Regions from separate parts of the Homo sapiens genome. Here all the other regions are linked to region 3. The links are chromatin loops, found by intact Hi-C in ENCODE. Cell type or tissue: heart left ventricle. All regions are shown on one strand. Region 1 overlaps DAGLA (diacylglycerol lipase alpha). Region 2 has its middle 47 kb from the start of SYT7. Region 3 has its middle 3.3 kb from the start of SAXO4. Region 4 holds the start of SYT7 (synaptotagmin 7). Region 5 has its middle 42 kb from the start of DAGLA. Region 6 overlaps SYT7 (synaptotagmin 7).

Region 1 (4,000 bases), 260 kb after region 3:
GTCCACCTCTCTGAGCCTCAGTTTCTTTATCTGCGAAGTGGAGATGTTGATACATACCTCGTGGAATTTTTTGGAGAGGGCTAGATGAGATATTGCATAACACCCACACTGCTGCCTCCCCTCCCCTTCTGGCGTTCTCTCTCTGCCCCCTCAGCCATTCCCTTCTGCCCACATCTTCCCTTCTCTCGGCTCCCCTCATGTGCTCTGCCTTTCTAGAAGAAAGGACTTTCCTAGTAGAGAGGCCCAATCCATAGAGGTCTTTGAAAAGGCACCAAGAAGGCCTGTTAGTTAAGGCTCCAACCTTCTTCATAGGATCTAGGAAAGGCCTTAGCCCCAGACCTGGCCTGCAGCCTAGCTCTGCGCTCAGCCCACCGCTTGGGGGCTGGGTGGACTCTGCATTCCTAAGTGGGCCAGAGAAGGGCGCCTGCTCCAGGAGGAACCCCTCCCTGTCCTGGGTGTCTCCGCCCTCAGCTCATGCCAGGCAGAAGGAGGACAGTTCCCTGGGCTCCCGTTCTGGAAAGGCTGGCATGCTGGGCAGCAGCTTCTTTCCTTGACACCCCTGCCCTTGGGACCCACAGCAGCCACACCCACTCTGCAGCGCCCTCCCTGTCCTCAGAAAGCTGGGTGGCTCTCGGGGCCTTATTCTCACCATCCCTCCAGCGACTGATCAGAGAGGACTAGAGCACCTCATGCCCCCTTCCCATCTTTGTCAGCTGCATGTGCCTGGCATTCTTGCCTGCATCCCTGGGAGTCCCAGCTGTGGCAGAGAACTCTTCAAAATGAGCACCAGGCTCCATTACTCACTGGTGGTGTGGGGACAGCTCTTAGAGCCTTTGTTTCCTAAACTGTAACAGGTGGTATCTGTCCTGCCTGCCCATAGGGTGTTTCAGAACCCAGGGTATCACTGGCAGGCAGGGCTCTCTGGTGCTCTGCAGACAGGAGGGGTGCTGGCATTTGTATTAGGTGCCTTAGTGTTGCAGAGAGAGCAGAGTCCCTAGACCTCATGAGGGCCCAGCCAGGCCCCTGCCTGGAAGAACCAGGTGCCTGTGGGGCAGAGAGAGGCAGGCCTGCAGCCCAGGGTGTTGGGAGGAGGCCAGAGTCCAGTGCCCCAGCCTGTCCATAACAGCCTGGCCAGAGGGAGAAGGGCTGCCCATCTGCCTCGGGCCCAGGCCTCTCCCCTGGCAGCAGTTCTCAGCCCATGCAGAGCACAGCGAGCCAGGCCTGCTTCTGGCTTGGCCCTAGCCCTGCCCTGGATGAGCCCCAGGGCCCTCCCATCCGGGGTGCTGGCCCTGCTCCCCTGACTGGTCCTCCTGGCCCACACATCACTGACTCAGAGGCAGCCCTGTCACCGGAGAAGCGAGGAGCCACTCGTTATTAAGAACCTATTATAGGCCAGACCATTTCTGCATCTTGGACCCTTGATCTCACACCAGCCTTGTGAAGTAGCTGTCACCACCTGCTCTTACAGAAGAGGAAACTGAGGCTTAGAATGGCTGAGTGACCTCCAGGCCCTTGCGGTCAGGAAGTGATACAGCAAGGGTTCAAACTCAAGCCTCCAGTCTCCAAAGGCCACACTGTTACAGCCTCATGCTCAGCTGAGGTTGGAGAGGGAACAGCTGCCGAGCACAGGAGCTCAGCCCCTAGACCCTGGCCCATCACCACTTGACCTGCAGTGTGGGGGACCATGCTCTCCCATTGTACATCGGCTTTGTCCCCCCAGCAAGCACTGTGGCTTTCTCAGCAAAGTCTCTCCCCATTGGAAAGTGTGTAATAGTCACTCAGGTGATGCTCTGAGTGAAGACAAACCTCCTAGCATCACCAGAATCCAAGCTTCTTAATAAAATCTCAGCTGTCATCCCGTGACAGCTGGCAGGCCCAGTCACGTGGGCTCCAGCGTCTGGTGCCTTAGCAGTTGGATGCTGGCTCCCTCTGGTGGCCTGAGGTGCCGCTGCACCTAGCTGGGTGCCCAGCTCCCAGGCTGCCTCATTCATTTCTGTGGGGAGGCTACTGTGTACCTGGCCCTGTTTGGGTGCTGGGGATACAGCTGTGGACCTCTCTGTGGTGCTCACTGCCCAGCGAGGAGGCGGACAGCGCATAGACAAGGCAAATAGGGCACATGGTGGAGCGGATGGGCACTTTGGACCCACATAAAGCCAGGTGCCTGGGATGGGGAGTGCTGGGGGCCTGGGGAGCCCTGGCTGTTAGATGAGGTGGCAAGAGAGACCTCACTGTGACAGGACGTTTGAACAGAGGCCCAGAGGAGCAAGGGCCAGGCCACGCTGTCTCAGGTGCTGCTGAACACGCTGGCAGCAGGTCAGAGAGACCAGAGCCAGGTGGGGTAGACAGGGCGTTGCTGTAGGGTCTTAAAAAGAAAATGATGTGGCTCAACTTATCTTAAAAGGGCCACTCTGTTGCTGAGCTGAGAGCGTAGGGGCAAGTGCAAGGAGGCCAGTCGAGGCCACCATGACAGTCCCAGGCAGAGCTGCCAGGGCAGGGGTAGGGGAGGTGAGGGAGTGCCTGGAGTCCAGCTCTGAGTCTGAAGGGAAGCCGAGTACGTGTACTGACCGAGTGGCATGGCCGTGGGGGTGAGGGCTGAGGAGCCACAGACAGTTGCAAGCCAGAGGCCAAGCCACCGAGGGGCCTTGGGAAGACCTCAGGAGGGTTGGGGTACACAAGCAGGGAAGGGGTTTGAGAGCTGGCAGGGTGTCAGGTGTCCGAGAGAGGTGCTGGCTAGGCCATTGGATGGAAGCATCTGGGTGTTGGGGCAGGCCTGGGGTGGATTCCTGAGCATGCAGATGGTGTCTAAAACACAAGACTGCATGAGTGCATGGAGGAGCCAGTGCCCCCAGAGGGACCCCAGGGCTTCAGTGTTGGGTGCATCGCTGAGTAGGCCCTGCCCGGAGGGGAGATCCCAGAGAGGAGGGGGCCCCAGCCAGGTGGGGAGAGGGAAGGGCCCACAGGGTCAGGTGCCGCCAAGAGCTCAGTTAAGAGGAAGGCTAAGAGTGGCCAGTGGATTTGGTGACGTGGGGGTCACTAGGACTTAGCAAGGGCAATTTGGTAGAGGCAGTGGGGCTGAATGCCCAACTGGAACTGGTTCCAGGGACAGTGGCAGGAGACATTTGTTCCCTCGGGGACTCCCTGGCCCTGAACTCTCTTGTCACCCCACCCTAGGTGTTGCCTGTGTCCTGCGAGGCCGCGGTTCGCCCCTGGAGTCACCATCGAGGAAGACAACTGCTGTGGCTGTAATGCCATTGCCATCCGGCGCCACTTCCTGGACGAGAACATGACTGCGGTGGACATCGTCTATACCTCCTGCCATGATGCGGTGAGGCCGGGCAGGGCTGGGGCCTGGTGTCAGGAGCAGGCAGCTGAGGGCCTAGGGTGCTGAGGCTATCCTTCCAGGCCGGCAGGAGCCCTTGCTTGGCTGGTGCTGGCTGGCTGCAGCTTCCAGGCATCCCTAGCTGGGCAGACCAGAGGTGGCCCCCTTCTCTTCCCCAGACCCTGGCTTGCCTGTACCACCTCTGGGGCTGGGAAAGCAGACATCAACCCCACACCCAGTGTTTGGGTTGCCGAGCCCTAGCCCTTTAGGGAAAGGAATTGAGGGCAGAAGCAGGGAGGGGCAGCCATCACCTGGACTCAGGGGCAAGTGGTGGCACTCAGGGCTGCCAGAGCCAGCAAGGAGCGGGGAGGGCAGGGCAGGCCTGTGGCTGGGATCGGGAGGAGATCCCCAGTGACCCTGGGAGCCCGTCAGCCTTTCTGGCGGCAGAGGCTCCGTGGCTGGTGGAGCCAGAGTTCCTGGCCAGGAAGGAGACCTGCCTAGGTCACTTTCCCTGAGTGTGGCCCCACCAGGGCCGCTCAGGCTCACGAGCTGCCCGCCTCCTAGGTCTATGAAACGCCCTTCTACGTGGCGGTGGACCATGACAAGAAGAAAGTGGTGATCAGTATCCGGGGGACCCTGTCCCCCAAGGTACGCTGCCCATGGCTCCCAGCCCCCGGGGGT
Region 2 (4,000 bases), 150 kb after region 3:
ACAGATGTTGGGGAATAGTTATAGTCTCTGGCACACCATGGTATTCCTCCATTCCACGGGGAAAGATGGCCATGTACTTTCTGGTACTCTGCTCCAGGTGACCTTGTTCTTGTATGTTACATGTTCTTGTGTGTTACTCTTTTTTTTTTTGAGATGGGATCTTGCTCTGTTGCCCAGGCTGGAGTTCAGTGGCACAATCTCAGCTCACTGCAACCTCCGCCTCCCAGGTTCAAGCGATTCTTTTGCCTCAGCCTCCCGAGTAGCTGGGATTAGAGGTGTGCACCACCACGCCCAGCTAATTTTTGTATTTTTAGTAAAGACAGGGTTTCACCATGTTAGCCAGGCTGGTCTCGAACCCCTGACCTCAAGTGACCACCTGCCTCAACCTCCCCAAGTGCTGGGATTATAAGGCGTGAGCCATTGCACCCGGCCTTGTGTGTTACTCTTTTTTTTTTTTATTATACTTTAAGTTTTAGGGTACATGTGCACATTGTGCAGGTTAGTTACATATGTATACATGTGCCATGCTGGTGCGCTGCACCCACTAACTCGTCATCTAGCATTAGGTATATCTCCCGATGCTATCCCTCCCCCCTCCCCCCATTGTGTGTTACTCTTAACTCCTCACCACAAAACCAGAACGGCCCTGAGACCAAGACTCAGGTCTCCAGAACAAAGCCCTTAGCCTGACATTCAGGGCCCTTGGCCACTGGGTCTCAGGAACTGCCGCAGTCCCTTGCAGCCTGTGTCCAGCCTCTCAGAGCCACCTGCCTGCTCCATTCCTTGCTTCCCCAGACTGTTCCTTCTGCCTGAATGGCCCTCCTGGACCTCCAATGCCAGGGGCACTCCTATCCAACCTCGAAGAGATTGCTCTGTCAGTGCAGCCTTGCAGGGCCTCGCTGGGGGAGAATCAGAATTCCTTTCTCCTGCCCTCCCTTGGGCTTCCGGAGCCTTCCGTCATCCTCTATTTATAGTTCAAGTCAGGTGCCCCTGGACATGTTGCTGGGAGGGAAGGGCCTCAGCTGGGAGAGCCGGTTCTGTGACCTGCTGGGGAAGGGCTGGGATTTTCCAGGATGCCTCCTCTAGCCCTATAGTCCCCTTGGCTACCTCTGTCTACGGGGAAATGGAGCCCCCTACCTGGACAGCCTTAATCCGGTGCACCTGGTGGCTGCTTGTCTCCTTGGCTTTGCTGTGAGCCCTGGGGCCTGGGGATGGGCTTCTCTCCAGCCCTGGGCCTGCTCCTGCCTCTGCTGTGGTGAGGTGACCTGAGTAACGGGTTGGGTTAGGTGGTCTCTATGTTGGTAGGGGTCTCAGTAGGGTCAGGCTTGCTCTAGGAGAGAGTCACAGTTGCTAGAGTTGAGTATAGAGGGCAGGAACCAGCTGTAACTTTGCAAAGCTCTGTCCTGGGATGCTCGGCTTCCCTCCTGTTGTCCTCCACCTTCCAGAAAGCCCAGCAGGGAGAGATGAGCACTGTGTCCCCAAACTCAATGTCACTGTCACCTCCCCTCACCCAGCCCAGCCACTCCCCGTCAGCTCCAGACCAACTCGGAATACTCGGGAAGGTTGATCCTTCGACTTCCTCAAGCCATTGCTCAACATCCCCCAATCACAGCCTCCCCAACTCCCATCTCCAAAGGCCTCCTTCCTCCCCAGATCCCCGGCTGTCACCATCCTCATTCTTCTAACAAGCTGACAAACTTGAATTCTGAGCGAGCATGACCTGGGGTCTTGGGCCTGAGCCGCAGCCCTCTGCCTCCACCCCATCCCCCACTTACATGCCCACTTTCAGATACAGACACGGACCCTGATGCCAAGGACATCCACTGGCTGAATGCCTCCTCCTGCCCTTTCACGAGCTCCCATGCCTGGCCCTGACTACCTGCACGCAGCCCTGGACCCTCAAGTGACTGTAGGAACCCCCTCTACGAGACTCAGCCCTTTTGCCACCAGTGGGACTTGCAGGCCCAGCTGACCAGCACCTTCTTGCCTGCTGTGGGCCATGTGACCGACGGAATCCCACCACATCTGCCGTGAGCCTCGCCTGAATCAGGACCAAGTTTAGGTTTTCAGAATCAGACGGACGTGACTATGTGACCTGGGGCAAGTGACTAACCCTCTCTGAGCCTCTGACATTTATAGCTGACTCCAATCTGATACATGGGCTCCCCAGGGGCCTGAGGAGGGAAGGTTTGAAACCTCACTCTTCCCTCCCTTGCCCTTGGAAGGTGAGAGCAGGAGGCTCCTTCATGGAGGTGGCTAGGATGGGGAGGGAGGACCAGGAAGCTTCCTGACCTTGCCCCAGGAGCTGGCAGCCCCCAGTCCCACCTTGTCCAGAGATCACTCAGGGGAAACCACTCTGGCTGAGGGATTCAGGTGCTGGTGCCAACTAGGAGAAGCAGTCTAGGGCGCCTCCCAGTGGACACCAAGGGAACGTCTATTCTGGCTGGCCCTTGGTCCAGCCCTGTGATTTTAGCCCTTGGCATGCAGTCAGGCTCCAGTACTGACCCCAGCACCAGCAGTGGCAAATTGCACCTCATTTGAGGAATCTCAGTTTCCTCTTCCACAAAACGGAAATAATGATAACATCACCACACAAGACCACAGTGAGGCTTCCTTCGGACGACCCAGGCGACCCGCCTTCCACACTAATGTTTTCCAGGTCTAGAGAGGCCAGGGCTTGCCTGGGGACCACAGTGAGATGTGGTGAGGAGCCAGGGGTTCAGGCTCTCAGGCTCCTGGTCCACTGCTCTTTCCACTGCTGGGAGGTGCCTCAATGTAACCTTGGACTCTCCAGGCCTATTAACTCCTCCGTGTAGCTCTGGAAGTTTTCAGATGTTTTAGTGCTATTAACATGCCTGTCCCAGGAACAAGCTTACAAATGCATCCAATTAACCTTCTGCCAACAATTCTGGGACGTGATTTCTTTTCCAGCCTTTGCAGGGAGATCTCTCTTCCCATCTCCTTCCTGGAAGACAGAAGCCTTGTGCGAGCCCCTTGTGTGATGTCACCCCAGCTAGGGCCACCGGACGTTGGTCCTCAGCAGGGAGACTTTGGGTCCTCCACCAGGACCCAGGGCTGACCTGCATGGCCAGGCCCCATGGCCTGGGTAGAACCTTGTTTCTGCTCCAGGTAAGGAATTGCAGGGGTGAGGGTGTGTGGAGGAAAGGGGCCTCCACAGTGGGGAAGGGGGCTACAGAGGGAATCCCAGCCCCAGCCCCAGCCCCAGAGGACCCATTTATTTGCTCTCTAACTGTGGTGAAGGGGCCCTTTCTGAAATGCAAGCAGCTCCCGAGTTCCTCTACGGCAGTGTCGGGCTGGTGCTGGGCATTGAGCGGGGCAGGAGAGGAATTCAGCCACGCCAGGTGCTGTGGCTGTGCCGCGGGCTATTTTCACGTAGGCCGTGTGTTCCTCCGGAGGTGGCTGGCCGTGGGGCTCCTGGAATTGTGGGCTGGAGCCCTCCTGCTCCCTCTGGCTGGGTCTCTATTGCTGTAGCCCCTAGAATCACCTCTTACAGCCTTGAAAGGCCCAGGGGGACTTGACTCTGAGGCTAGGAACCCTCGGGTGGGAGGGACGTGTTCATAAACACATGCACACTGTGCCATACTAGCTTTTAGACAGACAAAGACAGAGACTGGGTGACCACATGACCTTCAGGACTCACACAACAACACACACACACACACACAAGGGTGAGGGCAAAGGAGAAGCGCCCAGGCAGGCCCTGGGGGAGGGGGGCGGAGAGCCAAGGGTATGAACTGTGAACAATTAGTGGGAGCCATAGGGCCCCTGGGGGAGCAGAGAAGGAACATGTCCCCCTTCCCGACCGGATGGCCTTGCCCAAGGCCCCCACCAAGCAGTGGGGGGTGGGGCAGGGGGTGGGGAGTGAGGACAAGGGCCTGAAGCTGGTAACCTGCCCCTGGGCGAGATGGCTCTGGGAGGCGATGGAGACGCTCACCCCCTCCCTGCTTCCCAGCTGAACTGGACTTTCACAGTCTCTCTG
Region 3 (4,000 bases):
CAAACTGAGGACCATGAGAGGGGTGAACTCTTTAAAAGGATTTTTAGGCCTAGCATGGTGGTTCACACCTGTATTCCCAGCACTTTGGGAGGCCGAGGCAGGAGGATCCCTTGAAGCCAGGAGTTTGAGACCAGCCTGGGCAACAAAGCAAGATCCTGTCTCTATAAACATTTTCTTAAAATCTTTTTATTTTTTTTTCTCTATAGAGGTAATCAGGTTTAAAAAGAGATTTAAAAAGTCATAGGAGGTCAGATTTTGAAAATAGATCTGAGAACCTCTAGCTCAACCTTTGAGGCAATATCAAAGTGGTCACCAGCATGACCTTTGAAGTCAGGATGTCTGGGTTCAAATAATGGCTTTTCCCCTTAGTAGCTGTGTGACCTGTGACAAGTTACGCAGCCTCTCTGTGTCTGAGTTTCTTCATCTATAAAATGGAGGAGCTGATACCACCCACCAGGTAGGAATGCGGTGAAGTTTAATTGTGCTAATCATGGGAAGTGCTTAGAAACAGTCCCTGATACCTAACGAACCAGTGAAAGTTTGCTCTTATTGTCATCCTGTCAAGCTGTTGCATGCCTCCTGGGATGGGGAACTCACTCCCCCCAGGGCAGCCTGTTCCCCTATTGGATTATTTTGTGTGTTAGGAGGCTTTTCTATCCATTAAGCTGAAGTATGCCAACCTGTCTCTTCCCTACAAGAGCCCTGGCTTCCCTCTGAGGGCGGCTATAAAGACCCACATCAACCAAAGCAAAATGACACACACTTGGTGGTGTGTGGCTCATTCACTTCAGTTAATCCTCTTTTAGGGAACTGCAGCCCACATGGCCCAGCACAGAGCGCAGATGTCTGTCTCTGCTCAGGACTCAGCACTCAGTGGTGGTGTGCTCTGGCCTCGGGAGCCTGTTAGGGCCTACCCCACTGATCCCAGCCAAGGAACTCTATGGGCTGAGACCCAGCATGTCCTCTCACTGGGTCCTCTCTGCTAACCTAGTGTGTCTGTAGCCTCTGCCTTCGTATGGGAGGGAAACAGGGGAATCTTTTTTTTTTTTTTCTGAGATGGAGTCTTGCTCTGTCGCCCAGGCTGGAGTGCAGTGGTGTAATCTCGGCTCACTGCAACCTCTTACTCCTGCATTCAAGGAGTTCTCCCTGCCTCAGCCTCCCGAGTAGCTGGGATTACAGGCGCCCACCACCATGCCTTGCTAATTTTTGTATTTTTAGTAGAGACGGGGTTTTGCCATGTTGGCCAGGCTGATCTCGAACTCCTGACTTCAGGTGATCTGCCTGCTTTGGCCTCCCAAAGTGCTGGGATTACAGGCATGAGCCACTGTGCCCGGCTGGAAACGGGAATCTTACTGCCCAGGACTGGGCAGAGCTAGAAAGTAGGAGGCAGTTGCCCATCTGGCCAGGGCAGCCCATCCCTTTGGAAAATCATCCCTTTGGAAAAGCCCAGTGCTAAGGTCCCGGCGCTTTCTGGAGAATTTGCTGGTGTGTTCCAGAGGGCGGGGCATAGATTCCAGGGTCAAAGCTGAGTTTGGATCCCAGCTCCACTCCTCCCTGTCTGCGAGGCCTCAGGCAGTTTCCTCACATGTAACATGGGCAGGATTATAGTAGTTCCCACGTAGAGCCGGGAGTGAAAAGCGATGATGAGGTGATTCGTAGCTCAGCTCTGGCACAATAAAGTGCTGAATAAATGGGGACAGATATGGGAAGGGAGTGGGATGAGGTGGGCCTAGATTTTCCAGTATGGAAGGACTTTTAGTCTGTTCCTTCATTTTGTAGATAGAAGGACTGAGGTCCACAGGTGACAGGTCCAAAAGTCACGCTGCTCTTGGGTCACCTGGCACCTGGGCTCCCGCTCCTTGTGGGCTCCAGCGCTTGCCCTCCCGGAACACTCCTTGCCCAGACGCAACCCTCCTGTTCTGGAGGGATGGGTGAGTGAGGCTTGGGGTGGGGCTGTGGCCAGGTCGACGGAGCTGCTCTGTCCCCAACTCCTAGGACCCCCCGACCCCGGTCTTAGGGATTCATCTGCGGCATCTCCTGCAGTTCCGAGTTATGGCCGCTGGGTGTCGCCACACAGCAAAAAACCCACGGGCCGCCGGGAGGACGGGACCTAATGGGGGCTCTGATGGGACAGCGCCGGCCAGACCCTGATCCCCGACCCTTGAACTCCTGCCCAGGTCCTTGGTCGGCTACAGCCTAGAGCCTCCCTAAGAGAAGCCCTAAGGGATGATTTCAAACCTTTCTACCACCCCTCCTTGCCCCCTCCACCTGCTAAAAGGAAAACCTGGCTACAGCCTACCTGGGGGCTGCTTCTCCCAGCTGAGCCTCTCCTCCCCACGCAGTGCTCCAGCCACGCTGCACTAGTCAGGGCTCCCAGCCTGCTGGACACCTGTCTCCGCCTTTGTGTTTGTCGGGCTTTCCACGTAGAGGGCCCTTCCTTATCTCTGCCTGGTGCAGGCCTGTTACCTCTTGTGCATAGGGTATTTCAAATCCACCAGCGACCCTGCTAGGTAGGCACAGTTATCCCTGCCTGCAGGTACAGAAACAGGCTCAAAGAGAGGAAGCCCCGAGTCACACACAGCAGAAGCAGGTTTTGAACTCGGGCTCCCACAGTGAGCTTTCTTTTGCTACATCTGAGATCCTTCCTAAACCGTGGGCTCTCTGAGGCCAGGGCCATGTGGATTTCCTGTTTGTAACCCTTAGGCCCAACCCTTTGCCTAGCAGGCAGTGAGTACTCAAAAGGAACCTCTTTCCCTAGCTCTTAGATGGCACCTACCGTGTGCCAGGTACTGGGCTAAATGCTTCGTGCGTACCACAACCCTGCAGGTAGTTACCATTATTATACTCATTCTCCAGAAGGGGAAACTGAGGCACAAGGAACATGCACTGTCTTACGGTTATCTAGTGGCAGAGACAGGACCCACACCATCTGGCTTCAGAGTCCAAGCTCTTGCTCGTAGCCACTTATCCAGGCACACTTAGAGGAGGGCCCCTCTCTCCCTTCACCCTGTGAGCACCTCACCTATGGTGGTCTCACCCTTTGTGCTTCGTGTGTGGAACTCCCACGAGCCTCTGTAGTAGAATGGGAGCACTTTGCTGGAGGGCAGGGCTGTGTGCACTCACTCCTGTGTCCTTGTGCCCTGTGATCCCTGAACAGAATCGTTAGTCCGGAGGGTGGGTGCCAAACGTGCTTCAGCTTGCCTTCCCATGGGGGGCTGGGTGAGGACACGAGTGAGCCTCCACCCTGGCAGGCCAGGTCACTACAGGATGAATGCGGCAAGGGCATCTCCTGGGTGAGGAAAGGAGATGCCTCCTTTCCCTTTATTCAGCCTTCATTCATACCTCACTCTCCCCTGAGAGCAGGGGTGCTCTGAAGCCAGCTCTACCGGCTCAGGAGAGCTGAAGGCGAAACTTCCAGGAAATTGGCAAGCTGGTTTTTAACTCTGCCATTGTTAAAAATTAAATTACTGGCCGAGCGCGGTGGCTGACGCCTGTAATCCCAGCACTTTGGGAGGCTGAGGCAGGCAGATCACTTGAGCTCAGGAGGTCGAGACCAACCTGGCCAACATAGTGAAACCCCATCTCTACTAAAAATACAAAAATTAGCTGGGCGTGGTGGCGTGCACCTGTAATCCCAGCTACTCAGGAGGCTGAGGCAGGAGAATTGCTTGAACCAGGAGATGGAGGTTGCAGTGAGCTGAGATCGTGCCACTGCACTCCAGCCTGGGGGACAGAGCAAGACTCCATCTCAAATAAATAAATAAATAAATAAATAAATAAATAAATAAATAAATAACTTAAACCTGCAATTTAATGAATTATATTAAAAACAAAAAAAAATACCTAAAACTCATCACCCCTTAATTATGTGAGTACATTTTTCTATTATTTGTGCTGTCGAGGTTACTTACGCCCATTATGTCTGCATGATGGGACTACTCCCGTACAGTGGTGAGCGACCTTCCCATGTCCCGGTTCAAAGACACTGTAGTGGTGGTTT
Region 4 (4,000 bases), 100 kb after region 3:
GAAGGGAAATCTGACCTGGAACTATAGAGCCTACAAAGGTGGGCAGGGATGCCAGAGGGCAGAGGCCAGAATGAGATCTTTGACTCCTCAAGGACCCCAGATGACTAGGCTCAAAGGCAGACTGTGCCCTCTCCAGCCTATGTCTGACCCCACCCAGCCCAATGCCCACACCGGAGAGGAGTCAGCCTCAGGCCAGCCCCTTTCCCAGTCACAGCTGCCCTACCACAGGCACTGGTGGGTCCCGCAGCTGCAACTGGGGTGGGCAAGACAGGTCCCAACTGCAGCCAGAGAGGCCCATTCAAGGAGGGGGTGAGGGAAGAGTTGAGGGCTGCCAGCACACCAGGGATGGTACTGGACTCCAGACCCTTTGCCTAGAAGATGCCAAGCACGTCAAGCTGGCCTCCGTGGTGAGGGCAGAGGTGCTTGGAGGAGTGGTGATGTCATGGTGCCCAGGCATGGGAGGAAAGAGGAGGGAGGGAGAGGGGAGAGGGCACAGCCCCAGGCCAGTGGCCTAACAGGCCAGAGGGGAGGCTGCCAGCCTGGTGGGCGAGGGGATGGATAGTGTCCTTATTTCTTCCCTACCTTCCATCCTCATACCCCAGAGCTGGCTTCTGAACTAAGCTACTGGCTTCTAAGAAGGTGAGCAGAGCAAGAGAATACTCCTGCCACGGGCCATGGGCTGGAAGCCGGCGGCCTCTTCGACGAAGATGCCAGGGTAGGTGACCTAGGTCCAGACAGATGAGGGGAGGGCTCTCCACAGGCAATGCCCCTTCAGCCCTCACCTAGAGGACATTCAGAGAAGGGCGCAAGGTTCCAGAGAAGGAGACTGAATCTCTCACCCTCATATCCAAGTGCTGAGTGAGGGCAGTGCCTGGCGCCCAGTGGGTCGTCCTCAATATCGACTGGACTGAAAAGAATCGATGGGGGGTGGGAGCCGATTCCTCAGGAGGCAGGGACAGGCTGAGGCTGCCCCTAGAGGGGAAAGAGCAAATGTGGGGCTAGGGCAACAGTGGGCAAAGCCAGCACCCACTGGACTGCCTTCAGGAGCCTCAGGGCTGCAGGCTCCTTCTGTGCAGGGTCTTAGAGCCCTTCCTTCCCTACAGCACCGCCGCCCCCAGGAGGCTGGCAGGAGGGAGCCTGGAGGCTCTTCGTTTGGGAGCACATCCTGGGCTGGGGAGTCGTGCTTTTAGCATCAGAGAGAAGCCCAGAAACAGACCCTGATGCCAGAACTGGCAGACTGGGGGTGCTGGGACTGGGTGGAGCACCCCAGGTGGGAGCGGGGATGGAGCCTGGGCAGGAGCTGCAGGGGACCTGCCTACAGGTGGGCACTGGGTGAGGAGGCATCAGGAGCCAAGGAGGAAATGGCAGAGCAATTTCCGAGGAAGACGGGAAGATTCTTCGGCTTTGGCTTAGAGGATACCAAGCAGACAGTGGGCTCCCAGGCCACTCCCCTGGCGGGCGAAGCAGAAGGCAAAGGAGTTCGGCCCTCCCCCACCCCAGGACGGGAGAGAGTTTGGGGTTGTTTGCTTCCCCCTCCCCAAACCTAGGAGAACATTCTCTTGGCACCCCCATTCTCATGAGCCCCTGCTCTCTTTCCCTTCAGGCACCCCCGTCTCACCCATCAACGCCCCTGCAGTTCCCCACCCCCCAGAACCTCCCTGCCCAGCTGCCGCACCAGATTCCCACTTGCCCCCTGGCACCCTCTCAATTCACAGTTGGCACTGCGATGCCACTCCGCTCCCCTGTGCCCGCAACCTTGGCCAAGAGCTGCCGGGATCCTCGCCCTGGGGTCCGCCAGCGCTGGCACCCCCGGGGCACCGGTGCTGGGGAGCCTCGGGTGCCTCTGAGGGCACTGCCCGGCTCCCACAGGGGCAGCGGCTCCTCGCTCCGCCACACACGTTGTCCTTGGGCTGTTGAGGGGTGGGGGAGAGGTCCTTGTGGGGACACTGCGAAGCCGGTCCCAGACATCCAGCCTGGCAGTGTCCAGACTGCGGGGGACCGGGGTCCGAGCCGCTGCCGCTCGATCCCGCGCCCCCGGGGCTGGGATGACCCCTGGGGGAGCCCGTGCGGCTCCGGGCGGACAACAGCCCCAGGCTGGGGCTCCGAGACGGCGTCCGGCGCTGCCGCTGTCCTGCCCGCCGGTGCGGGGCGCCCCAGCCCGCCGGGGCCGCGCTTACCTGGGCTGGCCGCCTCCGGGTCCCGGTACATGGTCCCCTCGTCGCCGGTTCCCTCCGGGCTCCTCAGAGCCGCCCGCGGCCGCGCGCTGCTCCGCCGCCGCCGCTGGGCATGGGGCCGGGCGACCCCCGGGGGCGGGTCCGAGGGCGGGGGCCGAGCGGGCTGCACCTAGCCGCGGAGCCGGGGAGCGGGGGCCGCCCGCCAGCCCTCCCGCCCGCCCGCGGAGCACGCTGCCGCCGCCGCCGAACAGCGCCGAGCCGCCTCCCTCCGGCCTGCGCGCCGCGTGTGCGCGCCGGAGCGTGTGTGTGTGTACGAGGCCGTGTGTATGTGTGTGTGTGAGCGCGTGTGTGAGCGCGCCCGGGGCACCGCCGGCGCCGCCCGCCAGCCGCCGAACGCCGCGGCCACAGCCACCGCCTGCGCCCGCTGCCGGCCGCGCGCCGCACTGCACCCGCGCCCGCCGCCGCCCGAAGCCGCCCCGAGGGCACGGCCGCCGCCCCGCGCCCCGCCCGCCTCGCAGTCCCCGCGGGGAGGGCCGCCGAGCCCCACGGCCGGGCTCGTCCGGCCAGGGGATCCGGCTCCGCTGCGCGACCCACCCCCAGCCCGTGCTCCCCCGATGGCCGCGGCCTGGCACCGGGCAGGGCCGCAGAGCCGGCCACCTCCTCCGAGGTGCCCTTTGGCTCCGATCCAAAAGGCGTGGAGATCCACTCCGGGTTTTCCGCTTGCTGGCGGCTCGAGGGCGTCAGCTCCGGACTCAACACCGCGGCGGTCCGGGGCAGACGGACTGGTGTGTGCAAAAACCAGGAGTGGAATTTTTGGCAGCGCTGAGCCTGGGTCCGCCAGTCCGGTCTTTCTGCAAGCTCGCACACAGGTGGAGCCGAAAGGGCTAAGATCCCTGCCCTCGGTAGGAGGTTTGGCCTAGTGACCCTCCTCACCTAACCCAGCCCCACGAAAGAAGAAAATAGACTTTTCAGCCTCTGGCTATCCCTCTATAGCAGCAGCTCCTCCTCTGATCCTCCCCTCTATTCCTTGACCCTAGCACTTCGGAGGGTAGGAAGGAAATCCCTCCTTCTCCTTCCAACCCTGGACCTCTCTTGGTCCCCTCTGCCTCTCTGCCGGCTCAGCACAGTCTAAATCAGGTGAACACTCATTTCTCTACAGAATTTGGATGATTTGATTCTGGGGCAGGGAGGAGAAGAGACCTGTCTCCTAAGGATAAGAAAAACCCAGAAATGAACCATTAGTGGTATGGTAGGCACAGAGACCTCCCTGCACACACCTACACACGTAATCACCTACATACACACACACACACACACACACAGACATGATGCCCCCCACACACACACCCACACAGACATGCTGCCCACACAAAGAGACACATACACTGACGCTCCCCACAATACAGGTGCTGCCCCTACCCTTCACTGATGGGTCAGGTAAGAGGGCAAAATCCCTGGGTCTGTGGCAGCATCCTGCCCTCCCCTGTGCTGAGAATGCAGTTTGCAGGTGAGCCAGGCTTCCTAGAGTCAAGGATTATTATTTCCACCCTGAGAAATCCACTTTTGCTGGCTTTATACTGCACTACTCATGCCCAGCCACACCTCCACCTGCCCACAGTGTGGAAGGCAGCCAGGAACAACCCTCTATCTCAAGTCTCCCCGACACACACACAAACAGACCCCATCCCCTTGAAATCACATGGAGGCTATCCCCAACAACCACCACACACACACATACACACATACACATTCACCTCCACCTACAGCTTTTCCGGTTGAGAAAAAGATAAGGAAGTTCCCCCAGCAAACCTCCATGAAGACTGTTC
Region 5 (4,000 bases), 160 kb after region 3:
TACAGCAATTGCTCTTATAACTCCTCTCCGCCCACCCCCTCGATGAGAAGCTGGTTTGAAGGACTGAGTATCAAATCCCTACTGAGCTCTGAGGTTCCAGGTGTGGATGGAGTGTGGGGCCCATGTGTGTGTCAGTGTGTGTGGGTGTGATTGTGTGAGCAACTGGGTGTGTGAGGTTCAGGCCCAGTCGGCTTGTCCAGACGCCAGGCCTGAGATGCCCTGGGGGTGCTAAGAGGGGTAGAGAGAAGCCAAAGGAACACAGGCTTTGAAACGAGGCAGAATTGAGTTGGAGTCCCAACCCCACCAACCTCACCTCTCTTCACTCTTCAGGCAGCGTAGAAAACAATGCCTGCCTTTTGCCAGGCATCCTCATGGAAGTGACATCGTCTTTAAACCTGTGTGGCAATCCCTGACGCACCACCGTGATGCCCAGGGAAGACAGGGTGACCTGGAAACCCAACTACTTCCTTAAGATCATCCAGCTATTGGATGATTATCTGAAATGTTTCATCGTGGGAGCAGACAATGTGAACTCCAAGCAGATGCAGCAGATCCGCATGTCCCTCTGCGGCAAGGCCGTGGTGCTGATGGGCAAGAACGCCATGACGCGCAAGGCCATCCGAGGGCACCTGGAAAACAGCCCAGCTCTGGAGAAACTGCTGCCTCGCATCTGGGAGAATGTGGGCTTTGTGTTCACCAAGGAGGACCTCACTGAGATCAGGGACCTGCTGCTGGCCAATAAGGTGCCAGCTGCCACCCGTGCTGGTGCCATTACCCCATGTGAAGTCACTGTGCCAGCCCAGAATACTGGTCTGGACCCCGAGAAGACCTCCTTTTTCCAGGCTTTAGGTATCATCACTAAAATCTCCAGGGGCGCCATTGAAATCCTGAGTGATGCGCAGCTGATCAAGACGGGAGACAAAGTGGGAGCCAGTGAAGCCACGCTGCTGACCATGCTCAACATCTCCCCCTTCTCCTCTGGGCTGGTCATCCAGCAGGTGTTCGACAACGGCAGCATCTACAACCCTGAAGTGCTTGACATCACAGAGGAAACTCTGTATTCTCGCTTCCTGGAGGGTGTCCGCAATGTTGCCGGTGTCTGTCCGCAGATCCACTACCCAACTGTTGCATCAGTGCCCCATTCTATCATCGACGGGTACAAACGAGTCCTGGCCTTGTCTGTGGAGACTGATGACAACTTCCTGCTTGCTGAAAAGGTCAAGGCCTTCTTGGCTGATCCATCTGCCTTTGTGGCTGCAGCCCCTGTGGCTGCTGCCACCACAGCTGCTCCTGCTGCTGCTGCTGCAGCCCCAGCTAAGGATGAAGCCAAGGAAGAGTCGGAGGGAGGAGTCAGACGAGGATATGGGATTGGGTCTCTTTGACTAATCACCAAAAAGCAACCAACTTAGCCAGCTTTATTTGCAAAACAAGGAAATAAAGGCTTACTTCTTTAAAAAAAAAAAAAGAAAAGAAAAAAAGAAGAAAGAAAGAAACAAAGAAAGAAAGAAAGAGAAAGAAAGAAAAGAAAAAAAAAATAAAACAACACTTGCTCCCACGGTTGTGACAGTGGGGTTTAAAGAAAACCAGCAGGCGCCGGGCACGGTGGCTCACGCCTGTAATCCCAGCACTTTGGGAGGCTGAGGCGGGCGGACCACGAGGTCAGGAGATCGAGACCATCCTGGCTAGCACTGTGAAACCCCATCTGTACTAAAAATACAAAAAATTAGCCGGGCGTGGTGGCGGGCATCTGTAGTCCCAGCTGCTCGGGAGGCTCAGGCAGGAGAATGGCATGAACCCAGGAGGCAGAGCTTGTAGTGAGCCGAGATCGCGCCACTGCACTCCAGCCTGGGTGACTGAGCCAGACTCCGTCTCAAAAAAAAAAAAAAAAAAGAAAAAAGAAAAAGAAAAAGAAAAGGAGTAGGCAGAAAGAGCACACAGTAGGTGTTCAACCAGCGTGAAGCTCCCAGCCCCTGACAGTCCACGACAGCCTCAGAGCAGGCAGAAGGAGCACACAGTAGGTGTTCAGCCAGCGTGAAGCCCCCAGCCCCTGACAGGCTACGACAGCCTCAGAGCAGGCAGAAGGAGCACACAGTAGGCATCCAGCCCACATGAAGCAGGCCCCCAGCCCCTGACAGGCCATGACAGCCTGAGGCAGGACCACATGGTGATCTCTAACCTGACCCCAGGGGAGGACAGGAGGGAGGACGGATAGCACCCTGGGAGGCCAGGGCCTGGCGTCCCACCCTGTCACCCTCGTGCCCAGTGTCCAGGGGCTCCGAGTTAGCCATGGCCTGGCGCGTAGCCTTAGGAGAGACCCTCCAGCCATTCGGTGGAGCGTGGAGACCCCTCGTGGCCACACGGAGGACTGCAGCTCTCAGCGTGTGACCTCTCGCCAGCATCGGGGCTGCTCTGCATGTAGCCCTGGGAGAGCTCTGCAAACATTGCTTGAGCTCCTTTTTATTTTATTTTTATTTCTTGAGACAGGATCTCACTCTCACCCAGGCTGGAGTGCAGTGGCACAATCTCAGCTCACCGCAACCTCCGCCTCCAGAGTTCAAGCGATTCTCCTGCCTCAGCCTCCTGAGTAGCTGGGATTACAGATGTGCGCCGCCACGCCCGGCTAACTTTTGTATTTTTAGTAGAGACGGGTTTTTGCCATGTTGGCCAGGCTGGTCTCAAACTCCTGGCCTCAAGTGATCCACTCGCCTCGGCCTCCCAAAGTGCTGGGATTACAGGCGTGAGCCACCGCACCCGGCTGCTTGAGCTCCTTTAAAGGTGCCACGATTTATGCTTGGTGTTATGGACAAAGAAAGGAAGTGATTCCCATCCCAGAGAATCTACCACCGGGAGAGTTACAGAGGCTGGGCCGCCCTATATCTACCTCCCACCCCTGTATACATCCATATAGAAGAGAACTCAGGGTTCAATCAGGGGACCTAGAGCAAGACACCCATTTTCCCATGCCTTGCTCCCCATATTGGCCTTATGGGCGTGGTACCCTGTAAAGTACCTGGAATAGTCCAGAGCTCAAAAATTCTTATGATTATTAAAGGTATAAAAGGACAGGTAAATTGAGGCCAAGTGCAGTGGCTTATACCTGCAATCCCAGCACTTTGGGAGGCCAAGGTAGGAAGATGGATTGATCCCAGGAGTTCAAGACCAGCCTGGGCAACATAGTGAGACCCCCATCTCTATAAAAAATTAAAATTAAAAAATTAGCTGGGTGTGGTGGCACCCACCTATAGGAGGCTGAGGCGGGAGAATTGCCTGAGCCCAGGAGTTCTGAGGCTACAGTGAGCTAGGATCCCGTCACTGAACTCCAGCCTGCATGACAGAGTGAGGCCCTCTCTCAAAAAGGTGGTGGAGGCAGGTAAATTGGGTCAGAGTCATGCTCCCTTGCTCCCCTCCAAGCAGTAGAAATTGCTAATAAAATGCTTAAAACAAGGATCATGATGTGCCAGACACTAGGAGAAGCCCTTTGCATGTAGTACCTCATCTGATCCCTGAGGAGCAGGTACTATTAGCCTGTATGAGGAAGCTGATGCCCAGAGAGGTTTAGGCGATTAGGCTAAAGTGGTAGATTCGGAATTTGAACCCAGGCCCACATGGCTCCAGAGCCCAAGCTTTGGTGCACAAAGCAATGAGTCTGCCTAGCAGCGTCAGAGATGTTTGAACCAGAGCAACTCCATCTTGAATAGAGGCTGGGTAAAATGAGGCTGAGACCCACTGGGCTTCATTCCCAGGAGGTGAGGCATTCTTAGTCACAGGATGAGCTAGGTCGGCACACGGTACAGGTCACAAAGACCTTGCTGATAAAACAAGAGGCAGTACAGAAGCCAGCCAAATCCCACCAAAACCAAGATGGCGACGAAAGTGACCTCTGGTCAGCCTCACTGCTCACTATATGCTAATTATAATGCATTAGCATACTAAAAGACACTCCTACCAGCGCCATCACAATTTACAAATGCCATGGCAACATTAGGAATTTACCCTATAT
Region 6 (4,000 bases), 90 kb after region 3:
TTGGAAAGCCCTGGAGGTGCCCACAACCCCTTGGGCTTCACCCAGGGTGGGAACTAGGCTAGCAAAAGAGGAAGCCCAAGGGGAATTGTTTTGGAAAGTTACAAGTAGCTGAAAATGGGGGCTCAGCACGAGCAAGCTTCCTCAACCTTGACTGTAATAAAAACAGATAATGTGTGAGTGAGCTAGGGAGAGTGCGCTGGCTGGGGCCGCAGAGGCCGGCTAGATGCAGACGGTTTAGAATTCAGAGGAGATGCCAAGTGAGTAAACAGTGAATGAAGGATTATCTGGATGGGCCAGCAGCCGTTCCGGCAAGAAATTGGACAGGGACATGTCGGGATCCACAAGCACTCCTACTCCTCATCAGAGAGCGAGACCTGGTGAGCTATGAGGACCTTGTCCATGCCTTCCCTACCTCTGCTGTCTCTTCCAGTCGAGACATGGCCTTGGTAATAATGGCTCACATCTGTACAGTGCAGAGCAGTTTATAAAGTGTTCCACAGTTTACTGAGGGTTTCACATGCATTATTGAATTTAATGGAGGTGATGGTATCTTCTGCTCAGTGACCCCCTCACCTCACCTCACCTCACCTCACCACAGCCACCCCTACCTCCCACAATTCCTGGCCTAGGGAGGCCTGGTGCATCTGGCTTCAGTATTCAGCCTCAAAAGAGGAGGAAGGGGAGACTGGCCATCTGTAGACCCCAGAGAGCTGCTAAGCCCAGAAGTCATCAAGGCCAAAGCCATTCAGGATGGAAAGGGCCAGGTGCCAGCTCTGAGCTGGGAGCCCAGACTGAAGAGTGGCTAGCCAGGAGTTAGCTCGGAACCTGACACACTCCCCACCCACCTTGATCCCAAAGCTGATGAGCCACCTGAGCAGCTGTGAAAATGATCACGTCTGTCAGAGCAGCAGGAGCCCAAGAAAGGAGGGGCTCAGAATGGGGAGGGGGCTCTTCACCGGGAATGCGGAGCAGAGGCAGGATCAGGGACGTGTGATGATTAAGTGTGGGCCTTGACCACTAGTTACTCCTATGAATAATGCATTGTTGTGCCTTGGCCTAAATCAGCATCTTATTGTTATTAATAATACACGCTGCAAAGAAGCTGGGGTTGGAACTGTATGCTATGTTTCATTTGAGGATCTCAGAGCACTTAAAAGCTCCTCATGCTGATGACTCAACTTTATCTCCCCGAGTCATAGGCTTCCTCACGGGCCACCTGCCCGAATGCCCTTCCACCTGAGGCTTGGAGCCGTGAAGGCCACCAGAGCTAGAAATCTTCCATCCTGGGATTCAAATCCATGGCCAGGGCTTATGGTTGGGGAGGGGAGTGCATTTAATTTTTGCAAGCTCAAAGGCTCCTGGGGATGCAACATAATGTGAAGCTCCCAGAAAGGTTTCAGGACAGAGATAACTAGTGGGAATCCAGGGGCGGGAGAAATGGATAGAGAGACCACTGCGGATCTGAATCCTGTTCTGTCACTTCCAGTTGTGTGACCTCAGGCTACTCACTCAACTCTCTGGTCCTAAGCCTCCTGGCTGGAATGCAGGGTCTAAGATTCCCTCTACGAGATGCCGTTCTATCATATTCAGGGGTATCATTTACACGGCAAATATTAGGATGGAGCCATTGAGCGCCCCGCCCCCCAGAGCTGTCCAAGGTGCTGAAACAGCTGTCGGCCACGCGGCTCCTTGTCCTTGGTGCTGAAACAGAACTCAGTCCTGGGGCTGCGCCCTCTTCCAGGTCGCCCTTTGCGCAGCTCCCAGCGAGCAGGATCCGAGAGACTGTGCATAGTGATTCCGCCTTCCTCTGCCAATGCCTCCCTGATCAACCCTCAGCTGAAGCTATGGCAGCACCCAGTGACCTCAAGAGCCCCCTTTCCTCGAGTTAGGTCCTCGGATGCTGAAGACCCCAGTCCTGACTCAGGACAAAAAGGGCCGCCCCGCGAACGTGGTAAATACCACGCCCCATTCCCTCCCGGGGGCCCGCCGCACTGCCTCCTGGTGGCTGGCGCGGGCACTGCACCCCGGCGGGCGCACAGACGGTCCCCAGCGGCGGCCTGGGCCAGCGGCGAAGCAGCGGCAGACGGTTCTCCGGCCCCCGCCGCCCCCTCACCGCTCCCGGGGCAATCTGGCGCTCAGAGCTTGCGGCGTTGCCCGACACCCGCACACTCCAGCCTGTCTGACTGCATCCTGGCCGCTTTGGGGCTGCCTGGGTCACAGTGCAGCCTCAACCCAGCTGGCCAGACCTGGGGCAGGCAAAACTTCCTGCTCCCTCCTCCAAGGTGGGTGGGGAAGGCTTGTTTAAACAAACACCAACCTTTCCTCTGTGGCAGGGCCAGTCCCGCCAAGATGAACACAAAGGCCTCCCCCAGGGCAGAGGCTCCACACCTCTCCCCCACCCAAACAAGAACTTTGCCCATACCCGCCCCAGGAAAAAGTGAGGGGTTGCAGGAGAATGCCATAACTGCAGCCCACTCCTGTTCCCCCACCCTACAGGTGGGGCTCTTTGAAAGGCAGATCTGCTTGGTGTTTCTAGGGGCTGCTTGATATGAACCTTACTGGGTTGTAGAGATTCTCCCCCTTCCAAAAACAAAAAGCAAAACAAATAATACCACGTGAAAAGCCAGCACCCAAAACCACAGCTTCTCTGGAGTCAAGGGAGTCAAGATAATAGCCTTCAATTACAGTAGACATAGCTGGTATGTATCATTTATTGAGCACTTACTGTATGCCAAGCACTGTGCTAAGAGCTGTGCAAACATGATCTCATTTAGCCTTCCAGCCACCCTGCCTCCCCAGGAGGGAGCATCATGCTCAGCCTCCTACACATGAGGAAAGTGAGGATCAGAAAGGGAGGTGACCGCTCAGGCTGGTGCAGCCAGCGAGTGCTGAGACGGGCATGGGAGAGTGTATCCATCTGCCCTTACTCTTGCCATTCAGCTGGATCTACCTCATCATCCTTCCATGTTCTAGAGGCCACACTATGCCTCAGGTTTCTCCAAGACCACTCCAGCCCCCCACCATCCTCACCTCTTGGCTGAGAGCCACATGAAGGAAGAGAGTAACACCTTGAACTCTGTAGCACTTTACAGCCTGCCAAGTGCTTTCAGAGCCACTGTCTGAATTGACCCTCATGATCTTGAGGGGTGAAGTGGGCAGGGATGGCCCTGTTCTGATTTTGTAGGAGAGCAAAGTATGGCTCCAAGGAATAAATGGCTTGCCCCAAGTCACACAGTGAGCTGTGGAACCAGAACTCAGGCAAAGACGGTGGGACACCCAGTCCAGTGTACTCTTCCCACTTCCCCAAGGCTGGGGTGCTGGGGACAAGCCAGGCAGGGAGTCCTAGGGGCTTTCATCTCCTGAGGGGCTTCCTGAGGCCATGACCTGGGCTGCTTCCCCACTCCTACTCCCCGGGGTCCATTGGTTGGCTCAGCTTTAACTTGGAGTCTCGGAGTCTCATTCTAAATGAATTTTTTTTTCCAGGCAATTACCTCCTGCTAATTAGGAGGCAGGGCTGCCAGTCCCTCGGCCCTGGACTGACCCTTTTCTCAACCCACAGAGGGCAGGGGGGTTGTGGAGGTACTGGGTAGCAGCTCCAGCCACAGAAACTGCCTGGGTCAGGGTTCTGTCAGGGCAGGGGATGCTGATGGAGGAGCAAAGAGCTCCACAGAACTGGAAGAAGGGAGGCAGGGATGCTGGGGAGGGAGGGACTCTGAAGTGGGAGAGAGCAAGGGGACAAAAAGCTGGAAGGAGCCTGAACATGTCCATGCAGAGTAAGTGAGAGAGACCTGGGCTCTGGGGCAGCAGAGGGAGCCAGGAGGAGCCAGAAAAACAGGGACACATCGCAGGAAGAAAGGAGGAATCTCAGGAGCCAGAGAGACAGGAAGGGGTAGGAATCTCCCCTCTATGGAGAGAGAGGAAGTGAGAAGGTGCCCCAGAAAACGGTCAAGATTACAGAAGGGGCAGAGGCAGAGAGACAGATACTGGAAGACTCCAGGAA

The links. Hi-C counts contacts between places; a loop is a spot of excess contacts. Peaks named below come from ENCODE experiments on the same cell type or tissue, not always from the same donor. Only the 100,000 strongest peaks of a DNase experiment are listed, where the experiment ranks them.
Region 1: a loop joins it to region 3, with 4 times the contacts of the local background. A loop is called at or near these places in 27 of 110 quality-filtered maps.
Region 2: it touches region 3 in a loop (8-fold over the local background); 91 of 110 quality-filtered maps call a loop at or near these places.
Region 4: it touches region 3 in a loop (5-fold over the local background); 20 of 110 quality-filtered maps call a loop at or near these places.
Region 5: a loop joins it to region 3, with 8 times the contacts of the local background. A loop is called at or near these places in 91 of 110 quality-filtered maps.
Region 6: it touches region 3 in a loop (5-fold over the local background); 17 of 110 quality-filtered maps call a loop at or near these places.

Annotation. Positions count from the first base shown.
Region 1 is chr11:61,731,678-61,735,677 of GRCh38, forward strand. DAGLA (diacylglycerol lipase alpha) reads left to right here. Exons shown (of 20, transcript NM_006133.3): 10 at 3,172-3,325; 11 at 3,884-3,967. Among named protein-coding and RNA genes, the nearest start is that of MYRF, 19 kb to the right of the region's middle. In heart left ventricle, a CTCF peak has its summit at 1,933 (motif pointing left); a DNase peak (open chromatin) is centred at 1,914.
Region 2 is chr11:61,625,911-61,629,910 of GRCh38, forward strand. It overlaps the pseudogene RPLP0P2. Among named protein-coding and RNA genes, the nearest start is that of SYT7, 47 kb to the left of the region's middle. RefSeq lists enhancers at 254-816, 817-1,377, 2,733-3,714 and a silencer at 2,247-2,541. In heart left ventricle, a CTCF peak has its summit at 2,417 (motif pointing left); a DNase peak (open chromatin) is centred at 2,401; H3K4me3 peaks cover 217 bases; H3K27ac peaks cover 1,562 bases.
Region 3 is chr11:61,475,779-61,479,778 of GRCh38, forward strand. No RefSeq gene overlaps it. Among named protein-coding and RNA genes, the nearest start is that of SAXO4, 3.3 kb to the right of the region's middle. In heart left ventricle, a CTCF peak has its summit at 2,052 (motif pointing right); a DNase peak (open chromatin) is centred at 2,058; H3K27ac peaks cover 271 bases.
Region 4 is chr11:61,578,613-61,582,612 of GRCh38, forward strand. It overlaps SYT7 (synaptotagmin 7), which reads right to left and starts at 2,464. Exons shown (of 13, transcript NM_001365809.2): 1 at 2,178-2,464. The coding sequence starts at 2,208. It overlaps LOC105369331 (a long non-coding RNA gene), which reads right to left. Exons shown (of 5, transcript XR_950166.3): 4 at 3,984-4,000; 5 at 2,794-3,381. RefSeq lists silencers at 2,485-2,574, 2,595-2,744, 2,755-2,914. In heart left ventricle, CTCF peaks have their summits at 2,139, 2,884 and 3,085; DNase peaks (open chromatin) are centred at 2,300, 2,569 and 2,919; H3K4me3 peaks cover 1,585 bases; H3K27ac peaks cover 266 bases.
Region 5 is chr11:61,636,255-61,640,254 of GRCh38, forward strand. It overlaps the pseudogene RPLP0P2. Among named protein-coding and RNA genes, the nearest start is that of DAGLA, 42 kb to the right of the region's middle. RefSeq lists enhancers at 2,341-2,841, 2,881-3,408. In heart left ventricle, CTCF peaks have their summits at 2,357 (motif pointing left) and 2,563; a DNase peak (open chromatin) is centred at 2,337.
Region 6 is chr11:61,565,705-61,569,704 of GRCh38, forward strand. The region is part of intron 1 of SYT7 (synaptotagmin 7); the gene reads right to left. Among named protein-coding and RNA genes, the nearest start is that of SYT7, 13 kb to the right of the region's middle. In heart left ventricle, a CTCF peak has its summit at 1,987 (motif pointing left); DNase peaks (open chromatin) are centred at 1,677 and 1,965.